3 separate regions of the Homo sapiens genome follow, and regions 1 and 2 are each linked to region 3. A link is a loop called in an ENCODE intact Hi-C map of the cell type or tissue named here. Cell type or tissue: A673. All regions are shown on one strand. Links, peaks and the distances in the headings refer to the core of each region. The heading gives the core; the rest is flanking DNA.

What was found. Peaks named below come from ENCODE experiments on the same cell type or tissue, not always from the same donor. Only the 100,000 strongest peaks of a DNase experiment are listed, where the experiment ranks them.
Region 1: it touches region 3 in a loop (13-fold over the local background); 83 of 110 quality-filtered maps call a loop at or near these places.
Region 2: a loop joins it to region 3, with 8 times the contacts of the local background. A loop is called at or near these places in 16 of 110 quality-filtered maps.

The regions. Positions count from the first base shown.
Region 1 is chr5:52,653,172-52,660,932 of GRCh38, forward strand. No RefSeq gene overlaps it. Among named protein-coding and RNA genes, the nearest start is that of ITGA1, 130 kb to the right of the region's middle. In A673, for the core only: a CTCF peak has its summit at 4,204 (motif pointing left); a DNase peak (open chromatin) is centred at 4,180; H3K4me3 peaks cover 700 bases; H3K27ac peaks cover 993 bases.
Region 2 is chr5:52,556,106-52,563,866 of GRCh38, forward strand. No RefSeq gene overlaps it. Among named protein-coding and RNA genes, the nearest start is that of ITGA1, 230 kb to the right of the region's middle. In A673, for the core only: a CTCF peak has its summit at 4,471 (motif pointing left); a DNase peak (open chromatin) is centred at 4,466.
Region 3 is chr5:50,959,136-50,966,896 of GRCh38, forward strand. It overlaps LOC124901181 (a long non-coding RNA gene), which reads right to left. Exons shown (of 2, transcript XR_007059131.1): 1 at 7,751-7,761; 2 at 6,016-6,997. Among named protein-coding and RNA genes, the nearest start is that of LINC02106, 7.2 kb to the right of the region's middle. RefSeq lists an enhancer at 3,969-4,506. In A673, for the core only: a CTCF peak has its summit at 3,972 (motif pointing right); a DNase peak (open chromatin) is centred at 3,966; H3K4me3 peaks cover 1,546 bases; H3K27ac peaks cover 485 bases.

The DNA.
Region 1 (7,761 bases), core at 2,921-5,420, 1.7 Mb after region 3:
CCAGGTCCTCTCCTCTTCCTTTCCCTTCTTTCCAGGCATCGATTTAACAATTTTTCCCTTTGTCATATAAACCTTTGACATGATTCTTGGGATCTGCTAACATCTATTCTCACCGACCACAAGAGAACACAGTCAGTTCTCTCTTTAATTGCAGCTCTAGTGTCAGTAGAAGTAGAACTAGAAATATGGAAAAAGAGAAACAAATGGAGATTTAGAGGTAGTATGTCTTGGCAGCGACTAAGACAAGAGATAGCACAGACAGACACCCAGATTAATACTCAGGTGCCTATACTTATTATCCTAAACCTCAAGATTTGATTATTTATGTTCATATGTATTTATTGTTCTGGAAAAGAAATAAATCTATGACTTTTTCTCATAATACAAATAATAAGGTAAAACATATGAAGGGGAAACATTGAAAAAGAAAAAATATTTAGCACATTTTTTAAAAATGCATTTTATAAATGCACCTATTAATATATATGATAGAGGTGGGCTGCAGATTCATCTCAGTGCTTCCTAGCAGTAAAAGCAAAGAATGAAATAAAACCAGTGAAAACATTCGTGGTACTCATAAGAGTTCTTTTTAAACTTAGGTACAGATAGCTTTCTTGATACCAGAGATCTGAAAAGAACTTCTTCCATAAATTTTCATTAAAATCATACTATGAGATGTAACAACCCACTTCCTTAGTGATACCCCTTTAAGAACTTTAAGTAGGGTTCCTTTGTTTATTCCATGCAAGCTAATGTCACATGTGCGATACAATTGATTTAAATCAATTTTAGAAGAGGCTACATAGTGTAAGTATGCAACATTCTGATGGTGTAATACAAAGACTATAAAATACATTCAATGGCTTTTATAGCCTCAGTCAATCCTCCTTCATTATAATTTCTCAAAAGCAAGATTTTGATAGGAATTGAACAGCAAAGAATTCAAAATTGTGTTCTCTGGCTAGAACTTGCAGTGCAAACATTCTCAGCTGCTGATTAAGGGCAAATGCATATTCTTTGACAATCAGCTGAGTAGGTTTCTTGTAGTAACTAAATTGCCTAATCAAGGTTTATTGCTGAATAGATGGTCAGCACACCTCCACACAGAGGTGGGTCAATAAACCCATATTGGCAGAGCAAAGAATTTCCTCAGACCTCATCACTGGGTCTGCTCCAACACACTGACAAATATGCAATCAAGACCTAGGAGTTCTATGCTTTAGAGCATGGCCATAATAAAGCATCCATTCAAGTCTTACTTTGAGCCATGTTACTTCCCACTGTGCTCTATTCTAGTTTGCAAAAATGCACTCTATGTATAATATTGGATCTGCTGAATGGGGTTGGATGGTCTCAAGCTATTAAATCTTAGGTGACATCTGCTGAAAATAGCAATTTGGTTTTGAAACAGATTATTTTGAACCATTCTCTATAACAACAATTAGCTAACAGAATTTGTTGAAGCCATTTGTTACTAAGTACATTAAAACAGAGTGGAGAAGAATGAATAAGTTTCTGTTTTCCATAATACTGGTGCCAAGAGAGAAAAGAAGATATCATTCTTCAGTAGGCTGAACAACCTCTTGAAGAAGTGGGCGATTCATGCTTGAAATGCACAGAGGTACCAGCCTAACTCCACCAGAAACAAAATGCAGGGAAGGGTAGTGGAGGTGCAGGGCTGTAACCTGGAGGTCAGGACCTGGGTTCTGGGTGGAGTTTTACTTACACGATGTGACCTAAACCTAACACTTAACCTCTATGGATCTTTGTCTTTCCTCTATAAAATGAGGGGAGAGGAAAATCCAGACCAGATCAGTGGCTCTCAACCATTTTAAGGTAGAGAATTTCTTCAAATAAAAGCTTACTTCTTATCCTAGTGTACAACATGAGTGAAGGTAAAGGTGAGGTTGCTCTGGCTGAAACTTGGCCAGGAGTATATACCCATTTCGGCAAAGGCAGCCCCTATATGGTTTCTGAGAAAATCTTAAAATTATATAGAACTAAGTCTTGAAAATAAACTGGTCTAGGTGATCTAGAACGTGAGCTCTGACCATGACATCAGAGATTATCTAGCAAAAGATGTTTATTGTACAGATAAGAAGCTGAAGACATTAGCAAAGAATTTGAGTGGCTTTGTAAATGCCAGAACAGTAACTCAAAATGCCAGGCTCTTTATCCAGGAATCTATTCACTATACTTTAGCCAAGTACAAGAAGAAAAAAATATATTTTTGGAGGGAATAGCCTTCTACATAGTGTGTGCTGAGTTAAAGTGACTTTAATCAAATTAAATTAAAATACTTTATCATATCAAATAAGGCATTACTGAAGCATATCACCAATTTACATTTTTATACTACCAGAGAATCAGATAAGATTTCTTGACCTACTTCGATGGTGACCACTACCACTCTCTTCCCATCTAAACTGTTCCCATCCAAGCTGTTGTTTTTACCAACAGTTAAATCTGTGGCTTTGCCTTTTTCTTTTTTGTTTTTAATTACAATAATTATAGTTGAGCTAGTATTAGAGCTAAGCTGAAGATTTTGAAAGCTCTCAGAATTCTTATGATGCTGGCTGATTTAGAAGGAAAGAAGGAAGGAAGGAAGGGAGAAAAAGAGTTAAAAAGAAAGAGAAAGGAAGAAAGAAGAAAGAAAAAAGAAAGAAAGAAAGGGAAAGAAAGAAGGAAGGAAGGAAGAAAGAAGGAAGGAAGGAAGGAAGGAAGGAAGAAAGAAAGAAAGAAAGAAAGAAAGAAAGAAAGAAAGAAAGAAAGAAAAGAAAGAAAGAAAGAAGAAATGGAAAGAGAGAGAAAAGGAAAGAAGGAAGGGAGGGAGGGAGGGAGGGAAAGGAGGGAGGGAGGAAGAAAGGGAGTAAGTTGGTTGCATCAAAACAATTTAACAGAGTTTAGAAGCAATTTTTATTTTTCTAAGTTAATTCATCTTCCAACTTAGAATAATTAATGTCTATCATTTACCTTCATTAAAAAAGGGCAATGAGGAGCTATAGATAAAATATACACTATACTTCTATATACTCTTGGAATACTCCAACAAAGGTATGGTTTTATTCTCCATTCGCCATATATAACTTTTGTGTAATTTTATAAATATGAAGAAATGTATCAATGGTGTTTCTATGTTCTCAATGTGGGCAAGTGTCACTCCAGAGTTCCTTCATTTACAGATCTTCATTTTTTTACAGTGCTTTTTAAAAATGTGCATAAATGTATATCTTTATTTTAATAAAAATCATTTTCTTTAATGTTTTCTATGAGCAAACTTAATTGTAAGACATCTTACTATTTTGGTGCTATACAGGTCAATTTATACAAAAAACCTCTCACAGGAAACAAAAATTGAGATCATTTTTCATTTGAAAGAATCAGAATTTTAATTTTGAGTTTCTGTATAACTTAACTGATGTCATGTGCTAGCCAAGTGGCTCCTACATATTTCATTGTCAAATGTTTCCTTCTGAACCAAATTGGACCCTTCAAACACAAAGAAATCCACCATAGAAAAAAAAATCAATTTAAATAACACGGTGATGATGAATGTGTGAGTTCCAACTCTTCTTAGTAAGAACTGACACTCCCATGCTAATCGTACTGGAATGAAGTATGTGCAATGTACACCATCACAGGAAAACACATTTTCCCCTACTCAATAATCGTCTATACATTTCAAATGGCTTTAATCTTTTAAACAGATTTCCTCTTTCATGACTCTTTAAACTAAGATTATGTTTTCTAGCTAGCTAGCCTTCATTTCATTAAAAAATAAAATTGTTATTTAAAAAATAACCTTGCTTTTGAGGTTGTGTCACATACTACTCAAATTATGCCCAGGATTCACCAGCCAAAGTGCAAAATTTGAACTATAATTTATTTCTCTGTTTTATCCTCATAGATAGACCTGAAGGCTGAAGGAGAATCCACTATCCAAGAAGCATCAGTCCACATAGAAGGGGACCAAAATGTATTCAGAATTTTTCAGAAGACACGTGGTTAGGTGAAAAATGTATCAAGATAGGTAATCTTTAGCAGCTTGGAAACTGATGTGTGTGTATATACATACATAAAATCTTAAAACTGCTCTCCTTTCAAGTGAGAAAACTATTTCATTTGTTCTACTTGGAAGTCGCTAAAACAATACACCCAACTCCTTCCGCAGCATTTTAATAGAAAAAAACTTAACTATGAAGGTGAATACTGCCATCTTGTGGTTATTGTTAAAGTAACATGTTTTAACTGACAAATGTAATTCACAAAATCATAAGGAATATCACTGCCATTTATCGATTCTTTCCTGAGTCCCAGGCACCACATTAGGACTCTCCATATGCTATCTTATTTAATACTCAAAACAGGACAAAAAGGGATGTGCCACTTAAATCTCACAGTAAATTATGTAATTTTATAATATAAAAATAATTTAGTACATCTACAATCCCATTTTTTAACTTCACAGATAAGAATAACAGAAGTCCTCGTTGTTGAAGGGCTTATAGTCATTGACTAGTCATTTACCCTAATAGAGCTCACATCTCTTGGTTTCTACTATTGTGCTAAAATATTCCATGCCATTTTGTGTTATACTATTCTGTTATATGTGGACCTCTAATTTAAAACTATAGATGTTATTATTTTCAAGTTCTTTCTATAGAAATAAATAGTATTATTTATTTTTGGCAATTGAATATAGAGTTACAATTGCTCTCTTACTGGGGGGAGAAGGGTTTCATTTTTATTACCTAATGCTAGAACAGGCCAAAATGCTACTTTTGATTAGTCAAAGGTCACTGAAAAATATCCAGAAGAAAGAACAGATACAGCAGGTCTTCAGACTAATGACAAAGGTTCCAAAAAGAACATAGTAGGAAATTCCATGACTAGAAATATACATTATTAACAAGCTAATTTTATAAAAATAAGTAATCCAACCTCCATGCCATGGAGCTCATTTTACTGTATCATCTAATTCTAGCAAATCAGTAAGTGATGAGCGAGAGAGACAGAGAGAGAGAGAGAGATACTCATTACAGTCACATCTCCTTTAAAGAGAAAGTAACATTTTCTGGAACTGTTCCTTGTGAACATTTGTTAGATTTACTCTAAAGACTTCCCAGCAGATGCAGGAAGCAGAATAAGATATTACTTTACTGTGGGAAGTCCTCCATTTCATAGACCCCAATTATAGGTTACTGTTTTGGAGGCCTCTGCCTTAGATCATGGCAAGGAGCAAAGCCTGAATAAGGATTTCCATTTTTTAAAGCTTGCTTAAGCTTGGAAAAGATAAGATTGGTCAGATAAAGCCATTCATCATAATCATTGCTGTTTGGTTATTTCCAGCCTGTTGACAATGTGCAGATCCTATTTTGTGCAAGGAGTAGGAAACAATTGCTACCTTAGCCCTTGCCCGCGCCTTAACACACAACAGATCTACAGAAACTGAAGAGAACATGCTTCTATAAGCTGATATAAGCAGGAAGGATGGAGCTTTCTGACCTATTTTCGTATCATTATTAGGAATCCATACTTTTCACATTTAAATTAGTTTGAATAACATAAAATAAATATTTAAGTTAATAAAGGAATCAATAGGACTGTATGTTCTTACTGAAAGAAAAAGAGCAAGAATTATACGGTCACACCCTAATTCTTGCAAGCTAAGATTTGGTTTTTAAGTCAATCTAGTGTTAGAAAAGTATACCCTAATGAGCGTTTTAAAATTATTTTTAAAAATGAGTCTAAATATTGTTTAATCTTTTTATATGAAAAACACTTTGAACACCAGGGCAATTTCCAGCTGAGCAAAATATGATACCATTTTCAGATGTATGCAATACTATATACCATACTAAGATAGATTATTAGTTTGTTTTCATATTTTAAAAACAGACCAAATTTTTTTAAGTGGCCTTCATTCTTGCATATTTCAAATGCATAACTGAATGTCCAACTCTTCATACTATATACGAGATAAAAATTTTTCATCTTATAGCAAAAAAAAGTCATTTTATGACTTCTTAAATATCTTAAGTTATATCTAGAGACTAGCACTGCAAGTTAAAAGCTTGCCTTAGAAATCAGGTGTATTCTAGTACTCTTGGACAACAAGCAAAAGATCATGTGTGCTGCACAAATTAGCTGCTTCCTAGAGGGGGTGAGCAACTCAGTAACAAACTATACTAGGTATAATAGTCTTCACAGCCTGAAAGATCTCCTGAGGTCATATCTTCAACATCTGTATGCATGACTTAGCACATGAGCTATTGTTAAAATTGAGATACCAAGCTGGGATATGTACAATGACCAAATTAGCACACCACTGTTTCTTGCTATTGTTAAAATTCTACCAGGCTTTCTTCCTCACGAATTATGTTATTAACTCCTTCCACTAACGATAGCAATTGAATAAAACAGATACATAAGCAAACGGAATCAAATCCAAAAGTCCCATGTAGATTCAAGTTCTCTAAAATAATAGGATACCCATAGAAGACTCTGGAAATAGGCCTGGCACAGTGGTTTATGCCTGTAATCCCAGCAGTGTGGGAGGCCGAGGCTGGTGGATCACTTGAGGTCAAGAGTTCAAGACCAGCTTGGCCAACATGGGGAAACCCCGATTCTACTAAAAATAAAAAAATAAAAATAAAAAATAAAAATAATTTTAAAAAGCCAAGCATTGTGGCATATGCTTGTAATCCCAGCTACTTGGGAGGCTGAGGCAGGAGAATTGCTTGAACCCGGGAGGCGGAGTTTGCAATGAGCCGAGATGGCAGCACTGCACTCCAGCATGGGCAACAGAGTGAGACTCCGTCTCAAAAACAAAACAAAACAAAAAAACTTTGGAAGTAATATGCGACAGCAGTCAGGATTAGATTTATGAAGTTTCTATCCATTAAGAAGGTTATAGCTTTATATCCTCAAGAAACTTGAGGATTCTTAATCACCCTTAGGGGAGAAACAGAATGCTCCCCAATTCCTAATTCACTGTAGACTCTGAAAGAAGAATGAGATGTACAAAAGACTGTAATAGCTCTCTTAAGGGATCTTTCAAGGCCCTTCCAAGTAGAAATATAAACTCTATATGCCCAGCCCTGTAATGCTGACAGTGCTTGGGGCAGATTGGAGGCAAGGCAGGAAGTTACTTCACCGCACACATAGGACTGGAATGGCCTCAATGGAATATGGGGCCATTCACAGGATCCTCATTCAAGGAACACAAAAGTGTCCTCAGAAATATCACTCTTTCTCTTTGAAGGCCCTGAATTGCCAACATTCTAGATTCACTCATTTCACTTCAAAGCTGGAATGCTTTGACTGTCAGGAGGTCCTTACTGAAAAGCAGATTATTTTTGTGCAAGGTAAAACCCCTCTACAGTTAACACATAAGTGAAGATTAGTTGGGCCTTTGCTGAAGAGAATTTGAAGGACAAGATAGTGTCTGGATTACCTAGCAGCAGAATGAGAACAAATGGAGAAAGCCTAAGTTTTATAAAAATTCAATTTGTCTAGGATCTAGTTTTTGCAGGGGCTGATACTCTGCTTTTATTCAAAATATCTGTTACTGGTGGCTTCTCAGGGATTACAAAACTATGATTTGGGCCTCTCAAAATAAATATAAAGGCTTTAGGAAATATCTTATCTTCTCCCTAATTGACAGGAACAGGACATGTTCTGCATTTGGATAAACTGCATTCTGATATCTATCATGGAGATTTCTACTAGTCTAGTTTTCAGGAGCATCACAGCGTTGAG
Region 2 (7,761 bases), core at 2,921-5,420, 1.6 Mb after region 3:
ACACTGTTGGTGAGAGTGGAGACTGACAGATCCATTTTGGAAAAAAAATGTCTTTTTCTTCTAAAGTTGAATAGGCATGTAGTCTTACATATAGCAACTCCACCGCTAGATATATGCCCTAAACTAATTATTGCACATGTTCATTTCTGGAATGCTCAACAATGCTCATAACATAATATTTAAAAATTGAAAGGAACTCAAGCATTTACCTTTAAGAAAATATACAAATAGGACCAGTGCGGTGGCTCACTCCTGTAATCCCAACACTTTGGGAGGCCAAGGTGGGTGGATCACAAGGTCAGGAGTTCGAGACCAGCCTGCCCAATCTGGTGAAACCTCGTCTCTACTAAAAACACAAAAGTTAGCAGGGTGTGGGGGCGGGTGCCTGTAGTCCCAGCTACTCGGGAGGTTGAGGCAGGAGAGTCATTTGAACCCAGGAGGTAGAGGTTGCATTGCGCCATTGCACTCCAGCCTGTGCAACAGAGCAAGACTCCATCTCAAAAAAAAAGACAGAAAAAAAAATACAAATACATGTGACATAGTTTAAAATGAAATATAATACAACTGTGAAAATGAATTACCCTCAGCCCATAGGCAATATCCAAAGAATCTTAGAAATATAGTCTTGAGTAAGCAAAAGAAACTGCGGTAGACAATATACAATACGATAGGATTTGAATGAGACTCAAAAATATACGCATTATATTTTTAAAGACACATACATTCCTAGTTATACTATTTTAAAGAGCAAAAGAAATATAAACACTAAATTCAACATAGTGATTAAATTTGATGGGAGGCAGTTGGTGGCAGTGAGGAAGTACATCCAGGTAGTTTCAAAAGAATTTTCATAATCTAGTTCATCAGGTGTTTGATGGAATTACAATTCAATTATAATTCTTCTTCATTTCTTATGTGTTACCTATTTTTGTTTTCATCAAACATCTCAAAATGAAAATTCAATAATTAAAACTTCAAATGCCATGGAATGTCAGTAATTATTCCTGAAGGTATTAGGAAAATAATCCATGGAATTTTAGCAGGGCTATAAAGATAAATTAATTTTCTAGGAGTACAAGAGCAAACCAAAGGCAGGAAAGGCAAGAAAGAGAGTGAACAATGGTCCAGGGATGTGAAAGAGGAGCACACCAAGAGAAGCGTGAAACCGTGTTGGGCTGGAGGAGAGGACGTGCAGGAGAAGAGGCAGAAGAAGATGCTGACAAAGGAACCCCTCACTTCTGTGGAAGGTCTTAGATGCCACAAAAGGAAGATTATCTTGTAGGTAATGGCATGATGCTGATGGCTTGTTTTAAAGCAGGTAAAGTTATGAGAGAATAATTTTTCGGATAACAATGGTGACAGACTATGGAAAAGAATTAGTGGGAAAAGACAGTGTCAGTGACAGCAATTAAAAGAGTCATGTGATAATCGAGGTGATATAAGATGAAGGTTTGAATAATGATTTTAGCAGTAGAGAAGGAGAGGGAAAAAGACAGGTGTAAAGACCTTAAAAGGATAGATTTGGCAATTCAACAGATGTAGGCTGTTAGGGAGAATTAAGAGCCACATACAACCATAAGTTTTTTAAATATTTGATAGGTTAGTGGATGATGAAAAAAAGAAGAATATAGCTTGGCAGGGAAGATAATAAATTCAGCTTGGGACTTGCTGGGGTTGAGAAGTTTTGGGAGACCCATGTGATGTTGGTAGATGCTTGAAAATACAATAGCAAGTTGATACAGAAATTTAAATTTGTGCACTTTAATTAGTAGTCATGACCAAGGAATAATATGATATCCTTTACATAGAAAGTAGAGATTAAGATGTGAAGAATACCAAGGATGGATGAAACTCTGGAAAACAGAAAGAGACAGAAAGTGAGAAACAGAAAACAAAGGTGAAGAGCATTAGACTATAGAGCCAGAATGCCAAGATTTGTAATATTCCCTCTACCATCCTTAGGCAGCCTCCTAACTCCTCTTGGCTTTAGGTTTCCCAGCTGCAAAATGAAAATAAGAACAATATTTACTTCACAGGATTATCGTGTGGGTTGTATTAGTCAATATGTGTAAAATGTTTCATATGTATTTTTTTACCCGTTCAACAATTTATTAAGCATGTACTATAGCCCAGGCTACTAGGCCTGATTGTGTGGACTGCAATTATCTATTGTCTTAAGGGTACTTGTACATATGTTGTGACTGGAAAATACTGAAAGTCCAGCTTGCTGCCACCACAACCCTCCCCAAACCACCCAATATTTCTCCCATCTATTGATTTATATCAGAATGCCCCTTAACTGATGACAAAACTTCCAATCCACAATACTAGATGTCTTAAAATGCAAAGTATTGGAAAAGTAACATAGTAACTTAAAATTACATTAAAGAGTATAGGGCTACACTTTGATCTTTTCCTGAGAACATAGGTTGAAAGCTGTAAGAAAAAAAGTGAGAAAAATGAGAAGGCATTGAGCACTTCAAGTGGAGTAAAAACCCAGGCCAGAATAGAAAGATAAGGCTGGGGAACTCTCAACTCCACTATTTGCATTGAATTAGTTCTTTTTCACCTAAAAGTTATGCAGATCAATATTTTTCCCTCACAACAAGAAATCACTCTACTATTAAACCTCAGTTTCCTCCTGGGTGGATTAAGTGATATAATACACATAACATACTTAGCATTGTGCCTGTCACATAATACATGCTCAATAAATGTTGTCTATAAATATGGATTCATTGGGCTGTGCAAACACACCTGCTAGCTCATGGTAATCCTATCCCATTATCTCCCGTTAACGTAACACATGCTTGTCAAGAAACATTCTGCAGGATGACTTATGAAAGTGCGTTTCTGTGCTCAGATAAGAAAAGATGATAGTTATAAAGTAATAATAATAATAAAGAGTACTTACAGTGTGCTACATACCATGCTATCATTTTACATGCAATACTTAGTGCATGAAGTTGTCTATGAATTGCTTTTTCCATTACCAAGTAAAAAGCTTAGGATGTAGTTACTTATGAAAGATAAGATGGTTCCAGAAGTTGTAAATGTACCAAATAAAAAATTAAATCAAAATAGAGAAAGTTAATGTGTGAGAAATTTGGCATTTCATTACTATTATTGTATTAGTTTGTTTTCAAACTGCTGATAAAGACATACCTGAGACCAGGTAGAAAAAGAAGTTTAATTGGACTTACAGTTCCACGTGGCTGGGGAGGCCTCAGAATCATGGCAGGAGGTGAAAGGCACTTCTGACCTGGCAGCGGCAAGAGAAAATGAGGAAGAAGCAAAAGCAGAAAACCCTGATAAACCCATCAGATCTTGTGAGACTTATTCACTATCACAAGAATAGCACGGGAAAGACCAGCCCCCAGGATTCCATTACCTTCTGCTGGGTACTTCCCACAACACGTGGGAATTCTGGGAGATACAATTCAAGCTGAGATTTGGGTGGGGACACAGCCAAACCATATCAATTATCAAAGGATGACATTGTCATGAAGAAAGTCTACTTCAGCACAATATGCTCTCTTTTCCCTATTTATTTTCCTTCATTCCTCTTGAAAGTACTAGCCAATGACTATAAATTCATGTTGTTTTTCAGCAACTTAAAGATAGTTGACATTTCAGACATTTTGCAACCCTCATTCTCCTACTTCTCATTAGTTTCAATTCCAAGATTTGAAAGCCATCTAATTGCATGCTCAATATTTTTAAGATTATTTTATTAAAAAAATGAAAGGACAACTTTTCACATAGCTAAAGCATAAAAAGTTGAAGCCTGAAAAACTGTATGTAAGAAAGGAAGAAATTTTTGAAGCCCAATCTTCTGATGCTTCTTTTAATGTGAGTTCAGGGTTCAATGTTTCTTTAAGGAGAAACTCAACAAAATAAAGATAAACAGAAACATATTTCAAGTTAACCATCATTAGAGCAGTAACTTATGCACCTAAAGTTTGACTGAAATCACATTTGATTTCTCAGTCAAAAGGTTTCCTCATTTTTTGATGCCAAAATTTTGTTTAAAATTACAATTATTCTTTAAAAATCAGCAATAATTTTATAACAGAAATACAGTGTTGATGCTTTATGTACAATTAGATAAACATTTTTTCAGTGACTATGTAGTGATAAGAACATAGAATAAATGAAGGCTAAAACAATTTGATTCCAGTTTTAATTGCATTTGATAAGAGTGAGACAAAGAAAACCATGACAATTGGCAGAATTTTCTTCTTTTGATAAATTACCTGCTTCAGGTAAGATTATGTTTTGTTTTTATGTTCTTCTAAATATTTTTCACAATAAATTGGTTTTGTTATTTATTTTCAATTTGTATTTTGAGTAGAGGAAAGGGATATTTGATTTTAAAATAAGAATGAGTCATGCAAAAATAACCACTGACCAGAAGGCATCTGCACATGGCAGAAGATTATATAAAATAGACTTTTGCTGCCCTCTTTTGGAATAAATAAGTGAACAATACCACTTTTGATTCCAGGCATTCTACTATTGTCTGTATCTTACCACTACCACGTTGCTTAGAAAACAAAGGGATAGCACTCAATTATCAAATGCCCTGTTACTAAAAAAAAAAAGGATATTTATTTTAATTTAATGGATGCAAAAATTAAAATGTTATTTAGCAAAATATTATTTAACAGCATACTAAATGAAAGTATAATTCATCTCAATATACAAATCCAGCTTAGATGATAACCCCACAAGCTAAAACAGTAATCTTATAATCAATATTTTAGGTTTTATGTAGCCTTATAAATTGTCATAATTACATAAGTACAAATTTGAAGTATAAAAATAATGATTGATTTAATTACAAAAAATTAGGAAAGCTTTTAACCTACTATAATTAGGAAGAATATGAGTTTACATAGATGAATGTTTTAATGATGGCAAATAGTTATAATTTTTAACATTCATATGGTTAGCAAGTGTTTTGATATAGGCATCTAACTATCATAGAATAACAGTCAGTTGGATTGTAAAAGTGATACCTAAAAAGGAATGAAGATTACTGATTATAAGATTTCATAAATTATATAGCTCTTTTATTGATTTAATCTATTTACATAAAATTATAGATGAAAATATACTAATCTCTGCTAACATATGAAATTTTGGTCCTAGCTCTTAATGTGCTTTATTGAAGGCAAGATTTTTGGAAATTTCTGAGTATATTTTAATTTTTATTATGTTTATACCCATTTTAACAATAATGTTTAAACTTGCACATTACTATCATCCAAATGTAGTACTCTAATATTGAATGAGGCTATAGAGTCTTTAAAGAGTAGATAAATTCAAACAAAGCTTAGTTGATCCTACCGTTGATCACCCTTTCCTTCCCTGACCAGAAAAACTAACACCAACAAAAATGCATGACCTAACATATTAAACTTCAGTCATAACAACTATAAATTATATCTGGCGCCAAACAGAACAAAATAAGATCAATAAAATTAAATATATGTATACGCTTTTGCTGAGATGGACAAAAAACAACCAAATACAGTGTATATTAAAAGTCATAAGAATGTTGAAACCTGATTATATTTCTCAACAGTACAAGCCCTTTTAGAAGGATGTACCTTGCAAATCTGATGAAATTAATAACTACACATTGTAATTTTAGTCGGAAATAGCCCAGGGTTTCAGAATACTAGGAAATACCAACAACAATCGGAACTCAAAGCAGCAACAAACAAAGCAGTTAAGTGGACTTCAGGCAAGACAAACATGTGGCCAAAATCCTCATAATTAAAAAGTAACCATTTTTTGCTTGAGAAAAACTTAGTTTTTGATCATATTAAGAAATGGAGTTTAAGAAAATCTTATCCACAGAATTAAACTCTTCCACAGTAGGGGACAAATTACCGACTGCAGTTTTGTGTATGAACAAAAGCCTTGCTGTAATTTTTCCATATAAACAGAAAATTCCAAAAATCTTGCCCTCAATAAAACATGCTAAGAGCTAGGACCAAAAATTCCATATGCTAGCAGAGACTAGCATATTTTTATATATAACTTTATGTGAGTAAATTAAATCAATAAAAGATTTATATAATTTATGAAATCTTATGATCAGTAATCTTTATTCCCTTTTAGGTGATATTTTGCAAGCCAACTTACTATTATTCTACTACACTTAGATGCCTACATCAAAACACTAGTTAACCAAATAAATATTAGTAATTATAAATATTTGCCACCATTAAAACCTTCATCTATTTAAAAACTCATAAATATATTTCAATTCCGTTATTGTTATTTTTCAAAAGTAATGTAATACTTCAACGCAGCTGTCAAACAAAAATTATCAACTGATTGGCAAAGGTTATATTATTAAAAGTAAATAAAATTTCTGGATAAACTAGAAATTGGGCTGGAAGGCCATCAGGGCAATGAGGTATAAATAAAGCTGTGTGATCTCGTTGTAGGAGTCAAAATACCCAGGTGCAAGGAACCATATTGGATGTTGTAGAATAAGCCTAGATCTATAGATAACTAATTTGTTTGATTTGGGGTAAGAAATTAAATAGACTTTGTCTAGACAGAATGACCTCACTGCATACATTTGCTGCCACAGAAACCAGAATCTAATGAAAATTTCAAATTACTTTATTAGATAAAAGTCTTTAGCTAAGCATATATGTTGTTTTCTATAAGGCTCTAGCAATTCCACTGTGGCAGTAGTAAATTTCACTCTGCATTAAAAACAGTGGAAAAGTCCTGTGAAGTGAATTAACAAATTGTACAGAATTCACAACACTCTTATTTATTACTTTTTTGTTGTTGATTTCTATTTAAATTTACTGCTATAATAAATAATGATGCAGTGCTTGTAGGATTCTCCAGACTACATTTGCTGATTTCAGGATATGTTGTACAATGTTTAAACAAATAATGGCAAAAATGAGAACATAAAGAAAATCCGAATTTGTTTTTATTATCTATTTCTAATATGATTGTGTGTGGTTGTGCGTTGCTTTGTTTTAAATTTAATCTAGTCATTTCTGCTGTCCATTTGATTATACTTTGCTATGTTGGGGGAGTGGAATATCTAAATGAAGAAAGATATACAGAAAGATATGAATGACACTTTAGAGTTAGTTAGGATTGAAACTCCTCCTTGATGGGTAGAAAGTGTCAGTAACATAATTGTCAAGAGAAATTAGCAATTCCAGAGGAGCTAGGCTGACAGCAAAACTAAACTTTATATTTGTGCCATTCATATTATCTTTGCATATAACCAGCATGTTCTGATTCACATAGCAACGGAAAGATCACATTCTGAAAACTCAATCTAAAGTGGTGAAAGAGATTGGAGTACTTTAAAATACAAATAAACGCATCAATGGGCAAATGGCCATGGTGAAAAATTTAAGGAAGAAACAATGATTACTGTGGCTATTGGAGCTCTGAAAAAGATATACTGGTTTAAGTAAATGTGTTGTGATTTTACAAGTTGTATATGTTAGCAGGTATAATTTCTATGAAGTAATTCCAGATTCTTAGTGACAGTAAAGCAATTTTTACTGCTTCATACTTTGTAAACTAAAGACAAAACATGAAATATAGCAGAAGAGACATAAGTATATAGAAGATCCCTTAATTAAAAAAAAAAAAATTCCTGCTGATCCTGCTACTTCCAGCAGAGCTGAAAAGTCCACAGGCGATCAACATTTCAGCATTCCTTAATGCTATAGCTACTTGGTGGAGTTTTTTTTTTTTTTT
Region 3 (7,761 bases), core at 3,027-5,526:
GCAGGTAGAGAAGGCCCTCAAAGATGATTGCTCTCTTACCTCTGGCTAAAGCACGTGATAGAAAAAGAAAGCTATTGGGAAGGTTGATCATGATAACTAAGTTTAAATGCTTTTCTGTCATTTTAATCACCTTTCCACTAAATGAAAGGATTGAAAAAGCTTACCAAAAGTTCAAGTATCCCACAGCAAAGCCCAGCTAATCCTCTTACAAAATGGACATGCATGCTGAAAAGAGATTTTTATAATAAGAAATGACATGCAATATTTATTATAAAATTATCATTCAGTCCAGTATGGAAATATGCCAGTTGGACGTTATCTGTCTCTTGGCTCAGAAGAAATATTAATGGAAGAATATTAACATCCTTCAAAGAAAGAAGGATATATGTAAAGAAAACATTAAAGGCTCATTCATCATGAATGGCTCTTTGAGAATGAGACAATAGCATGGGACAAATGAGACAGGACAGAGCATCTGGATCTTTTGATAAAAAATACCCAAAATAAGAAGGATGAAAATACTATAAGGAAAAGGATGTGTCTTAATTTGTTGGAGGGGTAAGTTTCTTGGAAAAGGGGAAATGTGACTACCTGTGAGTAATTATAATCCAGGGGAATCTACCTATATGCAGATAACAGAGATAATTCAACATTAAGACCAGCTTCTAGGTTTCTGAGAAAACCAAAGCAATGATCTTAGTAAATCAGGTTTTGAAAAAGACTGCAACTTACTTCTGTACATCTTGGCTGTGATATTATCTGTTTTACTTGATGCCCACCTAGATCAGTGAGTAATTAGATGGAGTTGAATATTCCTCCAACGTAGTCAAAATAACTAACTGATAGAAAGAAACACACATGGCAGAATAACTTTAGATTCTGGAATTATAACCACTGGTCTCCAAATGCCATTTCAGCCCTAGGATAACAATCTTTGCTGTGGTTTAAGTTATGAAATTCCTGACTCCCAGTTTCCTGACTGCAAAGTGGGCGTGGATGACTACTCCTAGCACCAAGCCATGTGAGGATTAAGTAGGACACTGTATCGAAATGCTTGCCCCATATAAATTGCTTCTTAATACATTTTATTTTCTTTCTCTCTTCAAGAACATTCCCAAAGGCATTGACACATTTTGAGAAATGTCTCCAAAACATCCTCACTAACATCTGCAAGTGTCAGAAATTCCTAATCGTAAAGTTCTATCTTTAGATGGAGACAAAATGCCTAGGAAGATTAGCTCAGTCTGACCAAGGACCGATGCTAAACAATAGCACATAGCAGATGATGTAAACATGGCGATGGGCACAGTTCTCCATTCTAATCACAAATAAGGTCTAACCTTATTTGAATTCCAATTTCATATTTCCTTCCTTCCTTCCTCTTTCTTTCTTTCATTCTTTCTTTCTTTCTTTCTCTTTTTTTTTTTTGGTGGAGTTCAGCTTTTTTGCCCAGGCTGGAGCACAGTGGCGGGAATCTCGGCTCACTGCAACCTCCACCTCCCAGGTTCAAGTGATTCTCCTGCCTCAGCCTCCCAAGTAGCTGGGACTGCAGGCACCTGCCACCACGCCCAGCTAATTTTCGTATTCTTAGTAGAGACAGGGTTTCACTATGTTGGCCAAGCTGGTCTCGAACTTCTGACCTCAGGTGATCCGCCCACCTCAGCCTCCCAAAGTGCTGGGAGAGAGACTTTGATTTCTCCGAATCCTTGTAAAAGAGATTCATCCCTTTCCAGTCAGTTGTGGGCAGGGAGAAGGCAGAGGTAATGGTGGTTAGATTGGTTGCATAGTGAAAATCTGGCTGCCCAGGTTCAGGTCTGTGGCAGGAGGTGGAGTTCTCATAGCAGGTGTCATGAAGTGGTCAGTTACCCCAACCTGTGTGTGCTACCACCACTACTATTGCTGTACACATGCCTGTACACACTCAAGCACATTCTCTTCTTTATGTCACATTATCATGTAAACTACCATAAAATGAAAGCAAATTATTTATGAACTCTTATTGTTTTGCTTAAACATCACAGATACATTTTTTTTAAGTAATCATAAAACAACATTTTTGGAACCAAGTTGCCAAGAATACTGTGAAAATCTCAAATACCAGCAAGACTTCAAAGCAAGTCCCTTAATCAAACTAGTGCTTATTTACTAGGAAAAAATGCAAAAGGCTGGGACGCATAGCCCAGATAAGCCAGTTCTGAAGTTGCTGTCATAAATGAGGTATGGGATGTGAACAGCTTCAGTGCTTGTGTCTTTGAAATGTTCATTCTCTCTGTAACCTTAAAAATAATTACCGCTTATGATTAAAAACTGTATTTTTCATATGATTGATACTTTATTTTACTAAAAGATATTAATATGAGTGTTGATGTAACCATCGAGCATCTAAGTGCTATATTGTGTTGTGATTCTTGATGAGAATTAACAAAGTGAAAACATCATGTTCTGTTGCTGTTTACAATTTTTTTCTGTTTCCTTTGAGATACTTCACCTTTAATTGGTGCCTTCCCAAAACACATTTTTCTGCTGATACCAATAATCACAGCCTCCTCTGCTAAAGTGTCTCGGTGATGCACATCTGGTTCTTGAGAACTGAAACCCAGAAAGGGTCTCAAATATTTCATGCTGAAGCCCCTCAAAGGGCAGTTAATCACAAGTATCTGCTCACCACTTAGCTGGAGTGGTAAAGCAGATGATGTAAAGATGGTGATGGGCACAGTTCTCCATTCTAACCACAAATAAGGCCTACCTTTATTTGAATTCCAATTTCATATTCCTTTTTTTTTTTTTTTTGAGATGGAATTCAGCTCTTTTGCCCAGGCTGGAGTGCAGTGGAAGAAAAATTCAGCGTTTTCTTCCCTTTTAAATATCAATTCATTTGCGGAGACAGTAGCAAAACTATCAAAAATACTATGCCTGAATTGCAGGACTGGTTGGATGAATGGAGCAGTAATGATAGGTTGCTTAATTTTATTTTAGTGTAAGTTTGTGCTATATTTCTCTAATGTTTATATGATTTTTTTTGGTACCAGACAAAAAATTCTGGATATGCCTTGACTATAGAAAAGGCCACATTTCAAAAATCTGGATTTATAATAATAATTCCTCTTTGAAAGGATGAATATAACATATAAAGCCTATATCTGCAAACTTTTTAGTAACATGTGTTTTCTCTAGTGCTTTAGGTTTACACATTCACTAAATCTAGAAGGTAACTTAAAATTATCCAATGGGTTCACTTCATTTGTGGAAGAGGAAATTGAGGCACAGCTTGATTAAAAGAATTGTCCAAAGTGAGTCAACCAACAACTTACTGCAATAAGAATCTGGTGTCCACCTTAGAGTGGTGGACTGCTATTACTTGCCCTCCTCACAATTATAATTTTATATTAATTCTATTTTTATCATTATTGATAACACTACATATATTTTACCCCAAGGAAAGAAGGAAGGAAACAAGAACCTAGTCTTAAAAATCTTAAAATTTCAAATACTGAAACTCAAATCACTTTTCCAATAACCTGAAAAAAAATATCTTTCAAATAATATCTCCCAAGTAGCCCAGGAAATAATGGTGGGCCTGTGGTTTTCTAGGTAAAATAAGTAAATATCAAATGATATATAAAAGTTAAATATTAAGCCAGTTAACTTTTTCACTTGCACTCTAACCAGGAAATTCTCAAATATTGGTTCTCTACAGTGATAGCATATTATATTATCTGGGAAAAGAAAAAATTGCCTAAGAATATCAGAATCCCTGAAGGTGGTCGTGTGTGTGTGTGTGTGTGTGTGTGTGTGTGTGTGTGTGTGTGTGTGTGTTTACTATTTCGGTTAGAATACTAGTGTGAACCGCGGTTGAGAACCGCTTTCCCAGTCTCAGCACTCAACCCTATCCCACTCTAATCCGCTGAGGGACAGCATCAGACCGCTCAAACTCAGAGGGCACGCCGAGAACCGCGTCCCTTCCCCTTGAAGCCACGAGGGGGCGCTCCTGCACCGGATTTGCTCATTGGCCGCCTCTCATCCCCCAAATTTAGAGACAACACCGCAGAAAAGGCTTTCGTTTGGAAGCCGGCAGAAAGAGAAAAGGCAGGGAATTGCCTTTGTATATCCGAGGGCCGACGGATAATTCGTGTAAACAACAATATCCCTCAAGATGAGCTCTTCGGAGCTTCCTACCCAGTGGCAGCTCCCCGTTTTCTCCTTTGGACTTGGAAAAACTTCACTTCCCGCAAGGAGAAAGTCGGGGGGCCGGCGGCTGGGTGGGATGGTTTATGGCTTTGGATCTTGAGCAGTTCACTGTTCAAATAAATCTTGGTGAGCCATAGAGAACAATCTCCACATTAATCTTGTGTAATTAGCGTTATAACCCTCGGCAGCCTAAGAAGCAGGAAAGACAAAGCTTTATGCAAATGTGGCTTCCCTGGCCTCCGCTCCTCCTCCGCCCGGGCCCCTTTCTCCCTGGGCCCCTCGATCTCGCGCCGCAGACTGCGAGCCTCTTTTTAATGGCACGGTACCTTAAAACCAGTGATAAGGTTCTTGACTTTAAAAATAAAAAATGAAAAAGGAGAAGCAGCGGCAACCGAAGGAGGGGAGAGACGTGTGCAAGCTGAGGCTATTAGAAGGATTTAGCTTCTGGGGAATTGGCACCTGCCTTTGGCAGCCAGCACTGTCCAGTTAAGGACGGAACCCAACACGTGGGGAGACTTAGGGACTGGGAAGTGGCGTTTTCTCCAACCAGCAGCTCTTGGGAGGTTGTGGGGGGGCGGGGGGGGGGGGGCGGTGCGGGGGCAAACCCGTGGCTGGGGCGCTTTTCTGGCAGAAAGGGGCAGTTCTCCCAGTTCGCCCCAGGGACTCCACTCTGCCTTCCAGACCCGCACATTTCCCAGTCAGGAGTCTTGAACCGAGCCCTCAGATGACAGTCTCTGCTAAGCCGAGACAAGGCCCCACAGGAGGAGGAGGGTGTGAGGAACCCCAACACACAAGTCTTCACTTGCAAAGGTTGGGGAGGGGGTTGAGGGAGAGGTGCCCGCAGAGGCCGAGGTGCGCGCACAGCCGCGCACACGCGCGGGCACCGACGCGAAGCCGAGAGGATGCAGATCCCCCGCCTGGCTCTGGATTATCTGCTCTGTGTTTACTGTTTCGGAGGGCTTTACGTGAAACGAATAAATTTTTACTTGCTCCCAGGGACCGGCTTGTTGTTTTATGGCATGTACTTATTTAAAAGCCTCTTTTGTCGGTGTTGAAATGGTCCAAGCTCCCAAACCCTGTGCCGGGCTATGAGCGTGGAACCAGCCGAACTGCAATGAGCATCACTGCAGCAGCAAAAGGCAGTGAAGAGAGGAGCCTTATTCTTTCCAGTACACACACACACGCACACGCACACGCACGCACTCACGCCCTGAATGCTTGCTTTTCTTTTTCACAAACCAGAACCTAATGTTTTTCATGTCTTACACAGGGGGCTAAGGGAATGTATTCTAGCGAATTATACCTGAAATACTGCAAGATTTGAAAATTTTCTACAGAAAGTGTATTCTGATTAAAAACAAACCTCAATACATATCTGTTTATCCCCCTTCCATGTGTATCCGCTTAGGGTTTATTCCTCCCTTTTCTGACTTCCCCACCCTCAAAAAGGTAAGCATAATGCCAGGCAAAAGCTAAGATTGGGCTCTTTTAACCCGTAATCGCTGTCGTCTCTACACTTTGTTTATGAAACGGAATAAGAATGGAGAGAGACTTAATTTAACAGCACAACCAGGCTGTATAAATACAATATTCATTTTTTAAAAGCGAAGTGGATTTGGTTTACTCTGAAGAACAGTAATTCAAACAGCACCTATCTGCTCCAGATAGAGTAGCTATGCACATCTATACAGGCAAGTTTGAAATTTAGAACAAGGCTTTGATTTATTCCCTTTCTATCAGTGATTAATGCCCCTTAATTAGCTAATCTCAAAGCCATTATTTACAACTAGGGCAGACAAAGGGAAAACTGATGATCCAACACTTATGTCAGTTTGAAATTTTGAAACAACAAAAAGTGCTTTATTCAGAGTGGAATTCTGAGTCTCTTAGATGAATCTCAAAATAACAAAGAAACTCAAAGAAAAAAATAAAACAAAAATAAAACAAAATAAATGGGAACAAATAAAACTCCATCTCCCAAACAATCCCAACCGCCACTCCTTTTTCGCAGAAATTGCTGCCTGGCACAATTTGAAATGTGGCTATTTAAAGGGAAAAGGAATATATCTTCTCTTCATTCCATCTAAAATCTATAAGTTTTCAATTTTAGCATAAGAGGAGAAAGCGTTTATAGCTGAGTTTTTCCAAGTTGCTTAAAAGGAAAGGGCTTTGGGATTTGAAAAATCAGTTTTCTCTTTGTACTTTTCCAAGGCGGGGATTTGAAGCTGGGCACTAGATTTGCTTCTCAAGATCCGGTGCCTTAAACGTTGGGGAAGGGGCTGCGGGGGAGTGTGGGGAGAGGAGGTTTGTAAGGCGCCCTTTAACGCGGACCTGGCCTAGGGTCCTGAGGAATTCCTCTTTGAACTCTGCTCCCTAAAGCACCGCCCTCGCAGCAGCTCAAATTCAAGTGACCCTAAAAACTCGTTTCTGGACAGAACTGCAGGTCTTCGGGGTCTTTCTTGGTAGGAAACCATTCAGACCGGGTATCCTGGTGGCTGTCGGGGGGTTCTTGAAGGTTCCAGGGAGTCTCCTCAGGAAAAGGAGAGCGCAGGCCTTGGTTGCCTGATGTTGCAGAGGAGCCTAGGGAAAGAGCGGAGCAGGCCATGTCTGAGCCGAGGCCTGGGTCCTCCACTGTGGACGCGCTGCTGGTCGCCTCAGACCACTTAGGTCATCTCGGCGGTTTATCCAGCTCTCTCCCGCTTCAGATTCCGGAGTGAGGAGAGCACCCCCATCCCCACCTTCACCTCCATCATTTTTACGAGGAAAACCTGTTCATTCGCTGCATCTGGGGACCCTTATGTGCGTTTGCCTGTTAAGAAACAGAAAATATGAAAGGAACAATACCGCGGGACACGTTGCCAAGTCGACGGGGGCAGCTTAAGGTGTGCAAAAGTGGAACTGAGGAGGACCTCGAAAGTCCTTCGATCTGAACGGTTAGGAAAAAAAGCTTTAGGTTTATTCCTGGGCTCCTGAATCCATGACCTGAAAGGGAACAGAAAAAGGCCTTTGGAAAGCGGAACGTGCCTTCAGGCAGCACTAGAATGGGATTAGAAATCCCTCCTGGAAAGTAGGAGGCGAAGGAGAGGGAAACTACAGGGGAGTGGAAACTGGGGAAGGAGAGGCAGAGCTCGGAGACGGGTGTGTGTGTGTGTGTGTGTGTGTGTGTGTGTGTGTGTGTAGGGGGTGGGGGCTCGGGGCCAGGGAGGAAGGAAAGGAAGAGGGTAAAAAAGAAGCTAGAGGAGCGAAGAAGGAAAAACTAGAGGACCTCGTGTCTTTCGTGTGAAAGCACCCGCGTCCTAAATCGTAGGAACGAGGTAGTCATTAGCGCTCTGACCCGGAGGAGAGACGCATTAGAGAAAGAAATGAACAGAGAACATGCACCTCCCTGCCTGGTTCATTTCGCTTTCCTTGAAATCCCTGGGCCTCAAGGTTCCCATCGCTTAAGCTTTCCCCATCTCTCCCTCCCCCGCCCCTTCAACATACAATGCACTGAGGCTGAGAGGGAAGGAACGGAGCGAGTCAGGGAGAGAAATCATGAAGCTTTTCAGGGTAAAATACAAACCTGCTCATCCA